Regions from separate parts of the Homo sapiens genome. Here region 1 is linked to region 2. A link is an interaction called in ENCODE POLR2A ChIA-PET data of the cell type or tissue named here. Cell type or tissue: A673. All regions are shown on one strand. Links, peaks and the distances in the headings refer to the core of each region. The heading gives the core; the rest is flanking DNA.

Evidence for each region. ChIA-PET counts read pairs that join two places held together with the same protein. Peaks named below come from ENCODE experiments on the same cell type or tissue, not always from the same donor. Only the 100,000 strongest peaks of a DNase experiment are listed, where the experiment ranks them.
Region 1: POLR2A ChIA-PET joins it to region 2 with 14 read pairs; 4 of 35 experiments call an interaction of 5 or more read pairs at or near these places.

Annotation. Positions count from the first base shown.
Region 1 is chr11:47,487,029-47,491,422 of GRCh38, forward strand. It overlaps CELF1 (CUGBP Elav-like family member 1), which reads right to left. Exons shown (of 15, transcript NM_001376376.1): 4 at 1,809-1,996; 5 at 131-213. Among named protein-coding and RNA genes, the nearest start is that of RAPSN, 40 kb to the left of the region's middle. In A673, for the core only: no CTCF peak of the experiment used is centred there; no DNase peak of the experiment used is centred there; H3K27ac peaks cover 848 bases.
Region 2 is chr11:47,226,440-47,230,833 of GRCh38, forward strand. The region is part of intron 3 of DDB2 (damage specific DNA binding protein 2); the gene reads left to right. Among named protein-coding and RNA genes, the nearest start is that of DDB2, 14 kb to the left of the region's middle. In A673, for the core only: no CTCF peak of the experiment used is centred there; no DNase peak of the experiment used is centred there.

The sequences.
Region 1 (4,394 bases), core at 222-4,221, 260 kb after region 2:
TTCCTTTACATCAATTCCTGCAGCAGTTACCTTTTCCCCAAAATGGTTTTCAGTGTGTGTCTGATATGTGTAAGTATATCCCACATATCAAAGTTACCACATTTCCATTTACTAGTGGGAGCTTTCTTACCCCTGGGAGGACTTTCATGTTGTGAAGAGCATTCTGAGCTTCTAATGCAGCTTTACGGGTGTAAAATGTAACAAAACAGCACCCTGCAATAAATAAGATTTCATAAAATCAAACTTTGGAAAGCAGAGAATTCCTAGAGCAATCCTTCCTCCACTGACAGATCAGATCTTAAAAGAGGGCTGGGTTTATTAAAATTAGTGAGAGGGGGAGGGTAGTGGAAAAGAACGAATAGAATATCTAGCAGAGGAATAAGAGATTATTTTCTATACACTTTATTGTTTTAGTCTCCTCCTAGTTAGTTACACTATAAGTCTTATTTAGCTGCTCATGTAACTTCTCTGGAAAATACGACTTCTCATAAAGAAAGGTCATGTGCCATTTGACTCAACCTACCCTACTTGGAACACCAGGTGGTATATGAGACAAGAAGACAGATGGGGCTCTATACTTTTGCAGCCTGTAGTCTACCAGGAACTCTTTCTTTCCCTGCTCTCTCAGAATAAACCACTCCCTACTTCGTAGCCAGATTCTACCATATGCCTCAAACATAATTATCACTTATTAAATTATAAAATGACTTAAGAGCAAGCACCTCTTAACATCTTTTTTTGGACTCTTGGTTCTCATCAAATATAATTAAGCTTCTAAAAGCACATGGTGCTGCCTCAGATCTGTAGATTTTGTGCTTTGTATCTTTATTTTGGGTAGTAGGAGAGGAAGTATATCTTGTAAATCTTGGGCTTAAATGTTCTGACACTCCCATATTCTCATGAGATACAATATAGATTTTTTTTTAAATCATGCTGCAGCAGTTAGAACTACAAATTACTGAAGGTTATATTGCCAGTCATGTTCAGAAACTATTATACTTTATATTTTTAGTTAACCATGCCAAAAAGAGAAAGTAATTCCTCTGCTTCTAGATCCTCTGCTATTAAGCTAGTTTCAATATGATAATCATGCTTGCTTACATTTGCACTGTTGGACAGCTTTCACAGAAAATTATTTGAAAACTGGTAAAATGGAAAATAAGAACATGTCTGTGTGTATATACGGGGCAAAGTTAATACCTATCTACCATCAGTCTTGTGAAACTTCCACTCTGCTAGGCAATTCTGGAAGCAGCTCCGCCTTTCCTCTCCTGTTCACTTTGTGGCAACAGCAAACAAGCTGCCTAAACAAATCCTTTCTATTTGATAAACTATCCCGCAAGGCCTCTGTAATACTAACAAGAAACCAATGGGTATGTGGACAGTCTTTCTCCTTCAGCTTATGCTAGCCCAAACACTAAAGAAAACTTTATGTGGTTTAACTTCAATTTTATCTTTGTTATCTGTTCCCAAGGTCAAATAAGACACTCACGTGAGTCTGTCTCTTAAATTTAGAACCCTCACAAAGGACTGCCCAAGACCCAATTTACAAATTATCCTCATGCTAACACCTTAACTTTTTAAAGCCATTAAATATGTTTGGATTACAAGATATTACTACTATAAAAGGACAGATTTTTTCCAATAGACAGACAGACAGGAGTATTCTGGCAATGACAGAGAGAATGCACATGAAAGAAATTACATATAAAAATCCAATTTTTTGTATCCTGTTAAAAACCCAAAGCCCTCACCTGCTCTGAGAGTCAGTGGAAAAAATAAGATAAACCAAAACCCAAAGCCCTAACCTTTGCTCTGAGGCGGGTTTTGGCTCCTATCCCTTAGGACGTTGATTTCATACACAGCACCATACTGTTCGAAGAGTTCCCGCAAGTCCTTTTCAGACCAGGTCCTTGGAACCTGGCCCACAAACATCTTGATAGCATCAAGATCTGGTTGGTCTGGGTGGTCCAGGGTGCCGTTCATTTTCTTTGAGCTGTGTGAGATAAAATGAAACTTCTATTATGTAATAATGTTGCTTTCCAGAGGAAATTTTCTTTTCTTTAATGATCTTAACTAGTTCTGAGAACGTAAGGGAAAAAAAATCTACTTCTTTCACTACTTCCATTCAGTTTACCAGAGTTCCCTGGTTCTCCCTCACCATGGCCACCCATTCCATCAGATGCCAAACTAAAGTCACCATTCTGATTGGGACATCCCAGCTGTTACCAGGGAACTGACAGTGTACATTTCTTATCTAGCATGAGAATTACCATGCTAGAGGAGGAACTTAAAGGGTAAAACTCCCAAAACAAGATCAAGTTTTAATAACTTTTAAGCATAGTTAACAAAACAAACACTTAAAAAAAGGCCCACAAAATAACAAAGGACTATTGATTACAAATAAGATTCAGAACACTTCAATGTATACAATGACAGGTGAAGTTTCCTTTCAGTAGAAGTTAGAAAAGAAGCACTTGATTTTCAAGGATTAAACTAAGGACTAGAATGCTGGCCTTTGAATGTAGCTGACTCATGTATAATCATAATGCTCGAGTTAGGTCTCCAGACCAAAACAGAGCTCCACCTCTTATATTTCCAGATGATTGTGCGATGAACATAAACAATGTTACCATCATTTTAGATTTTCTGTTTCTGAGTTATCCAATTTACTGCTATTACTCTAAGACCAGTTAAGATTCCCTTACTGAGGGCAACCATTTTAACGATCCCAAGTTTCTCTAGTCCTATCACATTGTACTTGTAATTCTCCTATTTCAGTTTTATTACCTTTAGAACCTGAAGGATAATCAGCTATTTTAATACCTTCATTCCTATCTTGCCACTGTAAACAACCTAGGTGAATTCTTACACTATAGATGTTTCCACTCAGAACATACCATCTTGTTTTTTTTTTTTTTTTTTTTGAGACGGAATTTCACTCTTGTTGCCCAGGCTGGAGTGTAATGGCCTGATCTCAGCTCATGGCAATCTCCACTTCCCAGGTTCAAGAGATTCTCCTGCCTCAGCCTCCCAAGTGGCTGGGATTACAGGTGTCTGCTACCATGCCCAGCTAATTTTTGTATTTTTAGTAGAGACGGGCTTTCACCATGTTGGCCAGGCTAGTCTCGAACTGACCTCAGGTGATCCACCCGCCTCGGCCTCCTAAAGTGCTGGGATTACAGGTGTGAGCCACCACGCCTGGCCTCATACCATCTACTTCAAAGTCCTTCGTCCTATTTGTTTCTAAATTTAACTCTGAACATTTATCTAAACCATTAATAACTTAAATTCCCAATATCTAGCACTATTAGCTTTTCTGTTAGTATCTGCTTAATCTAAAAATCATATACAAAAATTGCCACGTTCTAATATCCAATCCCAAACAACATGCTAGTTTTTTTTTTTTTTTTTTGAGGCTGACTTTCACTCTTATTGCCCAGGCTGGAGTGCAATGGCATGATCTCAGCTCTCTGCAACCTCCTCCTCCCAGGTTCAAGCAATTCTCCTGCCTCAGCCTCCCAAGTAGCTAGGATTGAAGGCATGCACCACCATGCGTGGTTAATTTTGTATTTTTAGTAGAGATGGGGTTTCACCATATTGGTCAGGCTGGTCTCAAACTCCTGACCTCAGGTGATCTGCCCACCTCGGTCTCCCAAAGTGCTGGATTACAGGCGTGAAGCACTGCACCCAGCCAATGTGCTAGTTCTCTTTAAACAACAACAAAAAAATCATTTTTCCACCATTGCTATCTTCTGAATAGTGTCTGAAGATCCTTAAGAATGCTGAATCTATGAAAGTAGCTCACCTTCTTTTAATTACTATATATTTTCTTTCTTTTTTTTTTTTTTGAAATGGAGTCTCGCTCTGTCGCCCGGGCTGGAGTGCAATGGTGCCATCTCGGCTCACTGCAACCTCTGCCTCCTAGGTTCAAGTGATTTTCCTGCCTTAGCCTCCCAAGTAGCTGGGATTACAGGCGCGTGTCACCATGCCCAGCTAATTTTTGTATTTTTAGTAGAGATGGGGCTTTGCCATGTTGGCCAGGCTGGTCACAAACTCCTGACCTCAGGTGATCTGCCTGCCTCAGCCTTCCAAAAGTGCTGGGATTACAGGGATGAGCCACCGTGCCCAGCCTATTTCTTTATTTTTTATTTGAGACAGATTCTCTCTGTTGCCCAGGCTGGAGTGCAGTGGCGTAATCTCAGCTCACTGCAACCTCCACCTCCCAGGTTCAAGTGATTCTCATGCCTCAGCCTCCTGAGTAGCTGGGATTACAGGTATGCGCCACCATGCCTGGCTAATTTTTGTATTTTTAGTAGAGCTGGGGTTTAGCCATGTTGGCCAGGCTGGTCTTGAACTGAGCTCAAGTGATCCACCTGCCTTGGCCTCCCAAG
Region 2 (4,394 bases), core at 187-4,186:
ATTTTTGTATTTTCAGTAGAGACGGGTTTTGCCACGTTGGCCAGGCTGGTCTTGAACTCCCGACCTCAGGTGATTCATTTGCCTTGGCCTCCCAAATTGCTGGGATTACAAGTGTGAGCCACCATGCTCGGCCTTTTCTGTTTTTTTGATAGTGGCCATCCTAAGGGATGTGAGGTGATAGCAGTGTAGTTTCATTTGCATTTCTCTAATGATTAGTGATATTGAGCATCTTTACGTGTGCTTCTTGGCCATTTGTATATTTTCTTTGAAGGAATGTCTATTCAAGTCCTTTGCCTTTTTTTTTTTTTTTTTTTTTTTTTGAAACAGGGTCTTACTTGGTCACCCAGGCTGCAGTACAGTGGCACAATCATAGCTCACTGCAGCCTCGAACTTCTGGGCTCCAGTGATCCTGCTGCCTTAGCCACCCGAGTAACTGGGACTGCAGGTGCTCACCATCATACCTTGCTAACTTTGTTTTGTTTTGTTTTTTTCGCTGTCTCTTACAGAAAGGACTTACTAAGTTAAAAAAAAATTTTTTTTTATAGAGATTGGATCTTGCTATGTCTCCCAGGCTGGTCTTGAACTCCTGTTTGCCTGTTTTTTAGTTGGGTTATTTGTTGTTGTTTTGTAGGGGTTCTTTATATATTCTGGATATTAACCTTTTTTTTTTTTTTTTTTTTTTTTGAGATGGAGTTTTGCTCCTGTTGTACAGGCTGGAGTGTAATGGCTCAATCTCGGCTCACTGCAGTCTCCACCTCCCGGGTTCAAGCAATTCTCCTGCTTCAGCCTCCTGAGTAGCTGGGATTACAGGCATGCGCCACCATGCCCGGCTAATTTTTGTGCTTTTAGTAGAGACAGGGTTTCACCATGTTGGCCAGGCTGGTCTTGAACTCCTGACCTCAGGTGATCTACCCGCCTCGGCCTCCCAAAGTGCTGGGATTATAGGTGTGAGACACTGCGCCCGGCCATGATATTAACCTCTTATCAGATCTATGATTTGAAAATATCTTCTCCCACTTCATAGATTGCCTTTTCACTTTGTCGATTGTTTCTTTTGATGCCTGAATTTTTTTTTTTTTTTTAATTTTGAGATGGAGTTTCACTCTTGTCACCCAGGCTGGAGTGCAATGGCGCAATCTTGGCTCACTGCAACCTCCACCTCCCGGGTTCAAGCAATTCTCCTGCCTCAGCCTCCCAAGAAGCTGGCACCCACCACCACGCCCAGCTGGCCCGATTGATTTTTAATAGTTAAACCAACTTTGCATTCTTGGAATAAGTTCATCCTGGCCATAACATATTTATCGTTTTTAAATATTACTGGATTGAGCTGGCAAATATTTTAAGATCTTTGCATTTGTGTTCATGTGTAAAATTGGCCAAATCCTTGTCACATTTGTGTATCAAGATTATGCTGATTTCTGGCCAGGCGTGGTGGATCACGCCTGTAATTCCAGCACTTTGGGAGGCCGAGGGGGTCGGATTATGAGGTCAGGAGATGGAGACCATCCTGGCCAACATGGTGAAACCCCGTCTCTACTAAATATGCAAAAATTAGCTGGGCGTGGTGGCGCACTCCTGTCATCCCAGCTACCCGGGAGGTTGAGGCAAGAGAATCGTTTGAACTTGGGAAGTGGAGGTTGCAGTGAGGTGAGATCGTACCACTGCACTCCAGCCTGGCAACAGAGTGAGGCTCTGTCTCAAAAAAAAAAAAAAAAAAAAAAGATTATGCTGATTTCTGTGAATTGCTTGAGCCCAGGAGGCAGAGGTTGTAGTAAGCTGAGTGCACCACTGCAGTCCAGCCTGAGCGACAGAGCACAACTCTGTCTCAAAAAAAAAAAAAATTATGCTGCCCTCTTTAGCTTGGGAATTATTCCCTCTTTTTCTAGTCTGTGGAGACGGAGGGTTTAAGATCAATATCTGGCTGGGTGCGGTGGCTCACTCCTGTAATCTCAGCACTTTGGGTGGCCAAGGTGGGCAGATCACCTGAGGTCAGGAGTTCAAGACCAGCCTGGCCAACATGGCAAAACCCTGTCTCTACTAAAAATACACAAAAATTCGCCAAGCATGGTAGCAGGTACCTGTAATCCCAGCTACTCGGGAGGCTGAGGCAGGAGAATTGCTTGAACCCAGGAGGCAGAGGTTGCAGTGAGCCAAGATTGTGCCACTGCACTCCAGCCTGGGCAACAGCATGGGACTCTGTCTCAAAAAAAAAAAAAAAAAAGGAAGGAAAGATCAATATCTCTTCCTCAGCCAGGTCCGGTGGCTCATGACTGTTGGGAGGCCGAGGCAGGCGGATCACTTGAAGTCAGGAGTTCGAGACCAGCCTGGCCAACATGATGAAACTCCATCTCTCCTAAAAATACATAACTTAGCTAAGCGTGGTGGCGTGAGCCTGTAATCCCAGGTACTTGGGAAGCTGAGGCTGGAGAATTGTTTAAACCCAGGAGGCGGAGGTTGCAGTGACCTGAGATGGCACCATTGCACTCCAGCCTGGGCTACAGAGTGAGACTCCATCTCAAAAAAAAAAAAAAAAAGAAATATCTATCTATCTATCTATCTATCTATCTATCTATCTATCTATCTTCCTCTTTCTTCATCTTCTTTTTCCCTTCCTGAACAGTTCAAACCAAAAGTCATTAGGTAGGATCAAGCAAGATAGATGTTTACGTAGTGGGAAGGCTACAGTGCTGGAAGTGCCAGATGCTGGGGCCCCTGAAGCTGAGGTGAATGTCATTACAGGTGGCAGGTGGCAGCTCAGTACATAGAGACTGGGCCCAAACAAGATCAGAAGGGCATCCATGTAGGCAGGGGTGAAGAGTAGAGGAGGCCGGGCATGGAATAGTGAAGTCTGAAGCGGGGTTGAGGATGCTGAACCACAGGGAGGCCTAGAGTGGGGTGGCGGAGTCAAGTGGGGTGAGCAGGGCTTTTGCATGGAGAGGGGCGGCCGTGGCGCCTGATGTGGGCAAGGAAGTTGTGTCTGCATGGTTGAGGGAGTGGAGAGAGGGAAGAGGGTGATTGTGCCCTCGGGAGGGTAAAAGAGTCCAAGCATCCTAAGGAAGACGTGCATTTGGGGAGTGTGTGGCAGCAATAGTGGAAGACTGGTTACATACAAGGAGATTAATCAAATATGTAAGTATATTGAGTAAAATGGGAACCACATTTTTCACTGTCAAAGAAGGGAATTATAAACATGGAAAGAGAGAAACTCGAATCAACTCTGTGGTGTTGACTTTGAATTGAAGACATTGATACAAATTTAAGGTTTTCAGTATACAAAGTAAGACAGTTGTGAAGCAATCTGATTGCAGATTCCTTTTACATTTTTATTACCTTAATCTTTTATAAGTATCTCACCCTATGCTTAATTTGATGGCTCTTCTTTTTTTTTTTTTTTTTCTTCTTCCTAATAGAGACAGGGTCTTGCTCTGCCACCCAGGCTGGAATGCAGTGGCAGGATCATAGCTAACTACAGCCTTGAACTCCTGGGCTCAAGTCACCATCCCACCTCAGCCTCTCGAATAGCTATGAGCACAGGTGTGCACCATCACTCCCAGCTAATTTTTAATAATTTTTTATAGAGGCTGGACCCAGTGGGTCATGCCTGTAACAGCACTTTGGGACGTTGAGGTGGAAGGATTGCTTGAGCCCAGGAATTTGAGACTGGCCTGAGTTACATAGTGAGACCCTGTCTCTAAAAAAAAAAAAAAAAAAAAATTGGTGACACACACCTATAGCCTATAGCACCAGCTACTTGGGAGGCTGAGGCGGGAGGATTGCTTGAGCCCAGGAGGTTGGGGCTACGCTGAGCCAGGATTGCACCACTGCATCAAGGTTTTGAACTCCTGGCCTTAAGCGATTCTCCTGCCCCAGCCCCTCAAAATACTGGGATTATAGATGTGAGCTACTGTGCCCAGCCAATAGCTATTATTTTTGCAACTCATTATCAAGTTCTTCCAAAGCTTTCAACACGGCTTTTATAGTAGTAATAATGGCCTTTGTTTTTGCATGTATTTCATCAATTTACATGCTTAATTAAATTTGGTGTTAATTGCAATAAAAGATACAATTGGAATAAACAGGTTTGAGAACAACTACAACCAACCCTTGGTTTGGTAAGCATAGAACTCAACTGGAGGGAGCCGAAGATTGTCATACTACCAGCAAGCATTTGGCAGACCATGAGCATTAGAATGACCGTGAGGTTAGAATGTTTTATAGAGGGAAGGGAATGTGCCAGTTAGTATGTTGTGATAGCTAAGTGGTTGTTGCATAGAAGAACTTGTACAGGTCTGTGAGGCTGGGATAGCTGCAGCGTAAAGAAGAAGTGGAAAAGGTGGAGAAAGGCGGACAAGTGGAGAACTTTACATCTTGGGGATGTAAAGTTCTTAAAACAG